Linked DNA regions of Homo sapiens: all the other regions are linked to region 3. A link is a contact called in ENCODE Hi-C or POLR2A ChIA-PET data. All regions are on one chromosome and are shown on one strand. Each heading gives the region's core, a stretch centred on a gene start or an enhancer-like site at or near the end of the contact. The rest is flanking DNA. Distances are from core to core; before and after follow the strand shown.

What was found. A loop is a pair of places that touch in the nucleus more often than their neighbours do. ChIA-PET counts read pairs that join two places held with the same protein, here RNA polymerase II (POLR2A). Pooled maps may share reads with other maps.
Region 1: a loop to region 3 is called in a map with no recorded cell type, with 11 times the contacts of the local background. The contact joins the promoter of SUB1 here to the enhancer-like site in region 3. A Hi-C loop is called at or near these places in 12 of 37 single-sample maps with no recorded cell type and 4 of 50 pooled maps.
Region 2: a map with no recorded cell type shows a loop between it and region 3 (7-fold over the local background). The contact joins two enhancer-like sites. A Hi-C loop is called at or near these places in 11 of 37 single-sample maps with no recorded cell type and 4 of 50 pooled maps. POLR2A ChIA-PET finds 5 or more read pairs at or near these places in 1 of 52 experiments (activated T-cell).

Annotation. Positions count from the first base shown.
Region 1 is chr5:32,584,066-32,586,890 of GRCh38, reverse strand. SUB1 (SUB1 regulator of transcription) reads right to left here and starts at 1,334. Exons shown (of 5, transcript NM_006713.4): 1 at 1,266-1,334. RefSeq lists silencers at 751-1,020, 1,061-1,160.
Region 2 is chr5:32,530,410-32,533,147 of GRCh38, reverse strand. LOC124900954 (a long non-coding RNA gene) reads right to left here. Exons shown (of 5, transcript XR_007058719.1): 4 at 1,232-1,326. Among named protein-coding and RNA genes, the nearest start is that of SUB1, 54 kb to the left of the region's middle. RefSeq lists enhancers at 1,142-1,241, 1,382-1,491. Within about 2 kb of position 1,432, at least 14 of the 41 ENCODE cell types and tissues checked have a DNase peak (open chromatin) inside an H3K27ac peak, as active enhancers do.
Region 3 is chr5:33,848,851-33,851,624 of GRCh38, reverse strand. All of the region lies in intron 2 of ADAMTS12 (ADAM metallopeptidase with thrombospondin type 1 motif 12), which reads left to right. Among named protein-coding and RNA genes, the nearest start is that of ADAMTS12, 42 kb to the left of the region's middle. RefSeq lists an enhancer at 1,222-1,723. Within about 2 kb of position 1,429, at least 4 of the 41 ENCODE cell types and tissues checked have a DNase peak (open chromatin) inside an H3K27ac peak, as active enhancers do.

The DNA.
Region 1 (2,825 bases), core at 85-2,584, 1.3 Mb after region 3:
AGCCATTAAATTCAAAAAGCTCAATCTGATTTTAACTGGTAATGTCTTCAAGGGTAAATTCAGAAGGGAAAAGCAATGTTCATGACCACGTTTTATCCGTTTTTCCTGTTTCTGCTCCATTTTGCAACCTCATCTCTAAAATCAATTTAGTTAAGTTTTTTATGCTAATTAATACGACAAAAAGATATTTTTTAAAAAGGTAATTAAATTGAACATAATTTTTCACTTTGAAACTGTCGATCATAACTACCGTCTGTTATCAAAAACTGCCTGGGGGCCTAAGAATTTTTCAAAGAACCACCTGGTACTCAACCCAAAGAAGTCCACTGGAGAAGAAAGGTAACGGTAACTAAAACCAGCCTCTAAACTTTTAACAAATATATATTTACCTTAATGAGCCTGTTCCAATGTGGGGGTGGGGGGAGAAGCAGCTTGTAATTCAAGTAACTGATACTGAAACCACTATTGTAGAATTTATACAAAACGCAACTTTAAAAAGAGAAACGAAATCTTCAGCCTTTGCTGATTGAGGGAAAGATCAGAAAAAAACGAGGTGAAAATGAACCAGGACTGAAGGGCACACGACTTCGGTATAACAGGAAGGTGACAAGCACAAGACCAGGGAAGGGGTCGCGCGGCCCCAGCAAGCCGCTAGAACCCCGTGGCTAGCAGCCGCTCGGGCGAGGGGAGACAGGTTGGTCGGAGGGGGCGTGGGAGGCGGCGAAGTGCGGAGAAGACGGCGTGGGAAGGGGCGGGATTTGCACCAAGCGCCATTTTCTTCTCTCGAAGCGTTCCCTCCCCCTGCACATCAGCCGTTCTTCCCCCGGCCCCCTCCCGCCCGCATCCGCTCTCCCAGTCTCCAGAGCGCCCCGCTCAGGGCGAGGGGCGGGGGAAGAGTAGGTAACCGCACGCGCCCCACCTAGGCAGGCCGCCGCCGCATTGTCCCGGGGACGCCGCGACTCTCTCCCCGCGACTCCTCACTCCCCGGCCGCCCTCAATCTACCGCCCCGGGCCGCAGCGCCCGCCGCCTCGACTCGGCTCCCCGGGGACAGGAGTCTACCGCGGAAGGGCCCACAGCGCGTCAGGCGTGGAGTCAGAAACGGAGAAGGGGGCCGGGGACGCCGAGGGGAAGGGGGAGGTAAGGCAGAGCCGCCATTTCCCGCGGCCATTGCCGGCGAGAGGAGTGGAGGGCCGAAGGCAGCTCACGGCCCGGCTGGGAGGGTGGGGGCCCCGAGGAGTAGGGGTAGGGGGTCCCGCGCACTCACGCTTCGCTCGGCTCTAGCAGTCGAACACCCTCTTGGTCGTTCGCTCGCGACTGACAGAGAACCGGAAGTGACGGCAGCCAGGAGACGCCGGCCCCGCCGCGCTGGGGCTGCGGTCACGTGATGGGGCGTGGCCTCCCCACAGAAACCAACACTTAGACCCTTTCCAGGGCCTTAAAGGGACCGCGTCTCTTCCTAAATGGGTGACGCGAAAGTCAGATGTTGGAAGATTACATCTGACCCTTGAGAGAATGAAAGAGCTAATATCCTTCCTGTAGGAGATAGCTTAAAAAAAAATTAAAAAAAAGGAAAACGCCAATAAAACATGAGTGACAAGCGCCAAGCTTTGCGTTTGTTCAATAAATGTTTACTCTAATGAAGCGAAGGGGTCATAATGAAAAAGATCAATACTCTGGCCCATTTTCCCAGAAATGGTCTTCCTACCCCACTTCACCCACCTCAATACATGCCTCTGCCTCCTAAAATCCAAAGGAAGGAAGCTAAAGTCACAGCGTTTAATTCCAGAAAGTGCAAGAAATCTTTGGAGTACTCCTTATTCCTGTATTGAAGTCCTGGAGATGTAAGGGAGTTCACAGAAGGCAAGAGGAATCCATATACAAGCAGGAATATAGCTAAAAGATTATTTGAATATGTATTTGAATGAATACTTCCTACAGCTAAGAATCAATATAAAGGCATATCTATTAACAAAGATTTATCAAGCACCCACTACGTGTCAGACGCTGCAGGAGGCAATTTACATTACTCATCCTAACAAGCATGTTCCAAAGCAGAAATGACTGTTCTCTCCATTTTATAGACGAGGAAACCAAAGTTAACGCCCTATGGAGAGGATATTTCCTGTTACAGCTGAAGCGTGAATTGTCCTTATGTTCTCTCCCTCCAGACCCTATTTTCCTGCCTCAGGTAGAGGAATGGTATGGGATTTTACAAAGTAGAGGATGGAATCCTGTCGAAGCTCAGAATTGCACATCGGAGATGCCACAGAGGCTAAGGAAGGGCAGTGGGTTGCAGAAAGGGAGGAGTGTTTGGATCTACATATGGAGCAGTTAGACCTGTGGTTCCCACCCATCCCACCCTTATAGGAGAAGAGAGTTATATATTCCCTGCAAACATTAAAGCTGGGAGCGGAATGTGTAATGGGGTTGAGACGCAAAGAACACAGCGGATGGAATCAAAGTCTGAACACTAAACGTGAAAGCATCCCCCACACGTCCCTTTCTAGAATTACCTGACTTTTAAAGGATTAAATGCTGACAAAAATACAAACTAATCCCTTAGTTTGTTGTGAAACTCTCCATCATAATGAAATAAAAGAAGCCATGAAAATAAACACTGACATCAGGCGCGGTGGCTCACCCCTGTAATCCGAGCACTTTGGGAGGCCGAGGCGGGTGGATCGCCTGAGGTCAGGAGTTCGAGACCAGCCTGACAAATATGGTGAAACCCCGTCTCTACTAAAAACACAAAAATTAGGCGGGCGTGGTGGCGTGTGCCCAGCTACTCAGGAGGGTAAGACAGGAGAATCATATGAACCTGGGA
Region 2 (2,738 bases), core at 183-2,682, 1.3 Mb after region 3:
AAAAGAGCATGTACATACTGGAGACCATAGGTGGTCTCTGTTTCAGTTCTGTTTCAGGAACGATGATATGAGCATTTAAGTTAAAATCAAGGAGGCTTTAGCATCTCAGGACAAATGACCCTAATACTCAACCCTACTGATGAAACTTAACTCATTCCAGATCTCCTCTGGTCTACGGCCATGGTTTAAGAATTTGTGGGGGCCGAGTGTGGTGGTTCAAGGCTGTAATCCCAGCACTTTGGGAGGCTGAGGCGAGTGGATTGCTTGAGCCCAGGAGTTCAAGACCAGCCTGGCCAACAGCCTGGGCAATATCCCTACTAAAAATACAAAAACTAGCTGGGTGTGGTGGCACACACCTGTAGTCCCAGCTACTCGAGAGGCTGAGATGGGAGCATCACTTGAACCCAGGATGTCGAGGCTGCAGTGAGTCATGATCGTGCCACTGTACTCCAGCCTGGGTGACAGAATGAGACCCTGTCTCAAAAAAAAAAAAAAAAAGAATTTGTGGGGAGGGTAGCAGCAGATTCTGCAATATATAAGAAACAAATGGTGGTGCCCTTCTCCATTACCTTCCCCTCGTGCCCAGGGCACCTCTTTGAAGTATTAGTTCTCCGGGAAGACACTGAAAGAATGCATTGCTCTAAGAGAAAGCAAAACCCTACTGCTCTGCAGATAGTCACAGTAATTCTTGGGGATTCCCAAGGCTGCCAAGTTTATTTCTCCTGTGAGTTACGCTGAAAACCCCCAACCCTTGGTAAATAATCTGAACCAGTCTCGTTGCTACATTGCTTGGTAGATTTTAGAGTCACTCACTGCAGGAAACAGAGGCTGGAACATTCCACTCCCTAGGTGAGAAGCCATTTTCAACTACACCCTGTAGTTCACGGTGCTATCTGGAGCCAGAGTGAATGCCGGTTGCCATGGCACTGCTTTAAATTGTGCCTGTGCTGACACATCTCATCACAATGTCACATGCTGCTCCCATACACTAGATAGATAGAGCCGCATCTATCTCTTCCTCATGTTTACCGATTGATGCCTGAGCTCTGCGTTAGGAATAGAGATACATCAGCCAGAAAGCAAATCATGTGGGTGCCACACCTCCCTGGCTTATTTATAAGGGGTTGAAAACACCTGAATTAGGCAACAAGCGATCTGAGTTCTACTCACAGTTCTCCACTCTGTGATTTTGGACAAATTCCTTAAAATCTCTGACCCTTGGATTCCTCACCTGTACAATGAATGAGATGGAGTAGAATATCTCTGCAGTATCTTCCTGATGTAATGTCTCTGACTCCTGCACGCCGTTTTGAAGCAGCGGAAGCTCTGCAGAGAATCAACATCAAAGTGTGAGTGAGGCAATTCCTGTAAGCAGTTGCATGGCCCTGCCCTGCTGACTGTTTCTGAAATTCCCCTCCACCATCTCTGAGCTGTTAGGGATTTGTTTTGAGTTAATTTTCTGGCAAGATGCCACTTGCCAAAAGGTCCCTTCTGGTGCACTAAGAGGACTGTTTTCAGCTTGGATTATTATTTGCCTTGGAAATGCTTTCTTCTCAAGCCAGTCGCTGGTTCAGTGCTCACAGTTTTGGTCCCAAAGATAGCTACACCTCTGAATAAAGTAAGTTCTGAAACTAGACACTTTGGGATGCAGAGGTGGGAGGGTCACTTGGGTTCAGCAGTTCAAGACCAGCCTTGGCAACATAGTGAGACTCGTCTCTACTAAAAATACAAAAATTAGCCAGGTGTGGTAGTGTGTGCCTGTAGTCCCAACTACATCACTTGAGCCCAGGAGGTCGAGGCTGCCGTGAGTCGGAATACAATGGCTGGACAACAGAGCGACACCTTGTCTCAAAAATAAATAAATAAACTAGAAAAAGACATGTGAGGCTGGCTTTTGGGCATGTTTTATAGAGTAGTATCTCATGGGACCAAGGGACAAAGCAGCTCTGATACTTGTATAACCAGCGTGCAGCTGGTCTCATTAGCTGGTCTCATTTCATACTTGCGTTGTCCTGCCCCCTAGCACTCATCTGTTGTTTGTAAAAACTGGGCTCTTGCTGGGCGTGGTGGCTCATGCCTGTAATCCCAGGACTTTGGGAGCCTGAGGCGGGCAGATCACGAGGTCAGGAGTTCGAGACCAGCCTGGCCAATATGGTGAAACCCCGTCTCTACTAAAAATACAAAAATTAGCCAGGCGCGGTGGTGTGTGCCTGTAGTCCCAGCTACTCAGGAGGCTGAGGCGGAAGAATCGCTTGAACCCAGGAGGCGGAGGTTGCAGTGAGGCGACATCGCTCCACTGCACTCCAGCCTGGGCAACAGAGCGAGACTCCATCTCAAAAAAAAAGAAAAAAAGAAAAAAACTGGGCTCTCACTTTCAAATTCTCCTTCACACCCCATCTCAATTATTTGTGGGAATCCTCACATGGGCTCTCATGTATAATCCACAGACAAAAATAGGGTCTGGGAAGTAAGGGGAACAAGGGTAATAGAGTGTCTTGGCTCAAACCAGGGATAAGCAAGTCACAGGAAAAAAATCTAGGGACTTGACAGCAATCATCATCTTTTTTATTTTTGAGATAGGGTCTCGCTCTGCCACCTAGGCTGCAGTCCAGTGGTGCGATCTCGGCTCACTGCAGCCTCAGCCTCCTGGACTCAAGCCATCCTCCCACCTCAGCCTCCCAAGTAGCTGGGACCACAGGCGCATGCCAACCATGCATGGTGAATTTTGGTTGTTGTTG
Region 3 (2,774 bases), core at 180-2,679:
TCTATCTGGAAGGTTGTGATAACAGTTGCTTTGGCAATGACCAGAGGAGGATTTGAGATGTATCGGTGAGTGCTTTACATCCCTCCTCTGGAAAGGATTCTCTCTTTTACTAGTAAATCCTTTTAATTCAATTAGTTAATTCAACTGTTTCAATAAAGAGATTCAAATTTGACAAATAGACTCCTCTTTCCTTTTATTTTATTTTATTTTTTTGAGATGGAGTCTCGCTGTGTCACCCAGGCTGGAGTGCAGTGGCGTGATCTCGGCTCACTGCAAGCTCTGCATCCTGGGTCCATGCCATTCTCCTGCCTCAGCCTCCCGAGTAGCTGGGACTACAGGTGCCCACCACCATGCCTGGTTAATTTTTTGTATTTTTAGTAGAGATGGGGTTTCACCACGTTAGCCAGAATGATCTCGATCTCCTGACCTCGTGATCTGCCTGCCTCGGCCTCCCAAAGTGCTGGGATTACAGGCATGAGCCACTGTGTCTGGCCTCCTTTTATTTTTATTGCTAGCTTAGTCCACTGTGATTTAGGCTTAAGACTTCAGAAGAGTACTCTGTCATGCGCAAGCACTGGACTTGGAGTTGGGAGACCTGAAGTTTATGCCTGAATGCTCCCATCTAGCCAGAAGCTCTAAGAGAAGTTTCTTAACACTCAAGATTCCAGCTTCTTTTTCTGGGAAATGAAGGCTAATTCCTAAGATCTTATAGAACTCAGGAACTCTGACCAAAGCATATCACCTCATGGGGTGATACGTGCAAAATTAGGTATATAGTTGTTTGTTTTATTGGTGGGTGACCTTAGACAAGACTTCGCCTCTTTAGATCTATTACTTTGGGTGAACTGGATCCTTGCAGCCCAGGGACCAGCAGGATGGGAAAAAACTCTCTCTTTGACCTTTGAATCTGAAAAACTAAACAGTCAAAAAATATGAAGGTGAGAAATAATATCCTAGCCCAGGTCATCCAGAGTAGATATTTACACTGTAACATTTTCTGTGCTGTGGACATGGATGGTGGCAGCATGATGCTGGTATCAGACTGTTCCTGTGAGGAAAAGGCTGCTGCAATGAGAGAGGCCTATGGTGTCGAGAGCCTGTTGGGCTTTCCAGGTAGGCAGATTTCAGTCATTAGCTCTGTAACTTTGGGCATGTTAGCTCTGAGATTGTAAAAGGGGCTGACAGCACCTGTTTTGGTTGGGAGGATGGGTGTGTAGCACTTAGCATAGTGCCACACCAAGAACTCTCTTGTGAAAGGGAACAAGAAGGCCTCCCAGAGGTCGCCGTGGCCAGCTTCCCCTGAGGTCTGATTAATCCTCTCTTTTAGTGAAACTTTCTGCTGAGTCATTGTGTCTGAAACCCAGAGGCATGTGAGACCATGCCACATCCTGGGTCAGGAAGTCCCCTTTCACCTGCTTAACCGATGTGCAGGTGACGGACCATTAGACGCTCGTGGTAAGGGTGGGTCACAGTCTGGTGGTGAGATCTGCTCCGTACAGACGATATGGTAAGAACAGATCATCTATTGAGAGTGAAAATCTCCGTGAGAGGAATCTAGGCTTTTCCCCCTTCGTTTTATAATACGTTTAGCAGGTAATAAGTTCACATGCTACAAAACTTAAAAGATAAAAAGGATTTACACTATAAAATACATCTCCCACCTGCCTCTGCTACTAGTATAGTGTGTGTATATATTATATACACATGCTATCTATATGTAGGTAATACATATATAATATGCTATGCAATACATATATATATTGATACAATGTATATTGCTATGCAATACATATATATTGATACAATGTATATATTGCTATGCAATACATATATAGATACTATATATTGCTATGCAATACATATATAGATACTATATATTGCTATGCAATACATATATAGATACTATATATTGCTATGCAATACATATATAGATACCATATATTGCTGTGCAATACATATATAGATACTATATATTGCTATGCAATACATATATATTGCTATGCAATACATATATATTGCTATGCAATACATATGTGTATTGCTATGCAATACACATGTGTATTGCTATGCAGTACATATATGTATATATTGCTATGCAATACATATATATATATTGCTATGCAATACATATATATATATTGCTGTGCAATACATATATATATATTGCTGTGCAATACATATATATATTGCTATTCAATACATATATATATTGCTGTGCAATACATATATATATATTGCTGTGCAATACATATATATATTGCTATTCAATACATATATATATTGCTATTCAATACATATATATATAGCTATGCAATACATATATATATATTGCTATGCAATACATATATATATTGCTATGCAATACATATATATATATTGCTATGCAATACATATATATATATTGCTATGCAATACATATATATATATTGCTATGCAATACATATATATATTGCTATGCAATACATATATATATTGCTATGCAATACATATATATATATTGCTATGCAATACATATATATATTGCTATGCAATACATATATATATTGCTATGCAATACATATATATATATTGCTATGCAATACATATATATATATTGCTATGCAATACATATATATATATTGCTATGCAATACATATATATATATTGCTATGCAATACATATATATAGATGTCTCTTCTCAACAGCTTAGATGAAAACACCACGATATATATATATCATGTGTGTGTATAATATATACACATTAAAGCTACTTAGGTGATTCTGGTGCAGCCAGG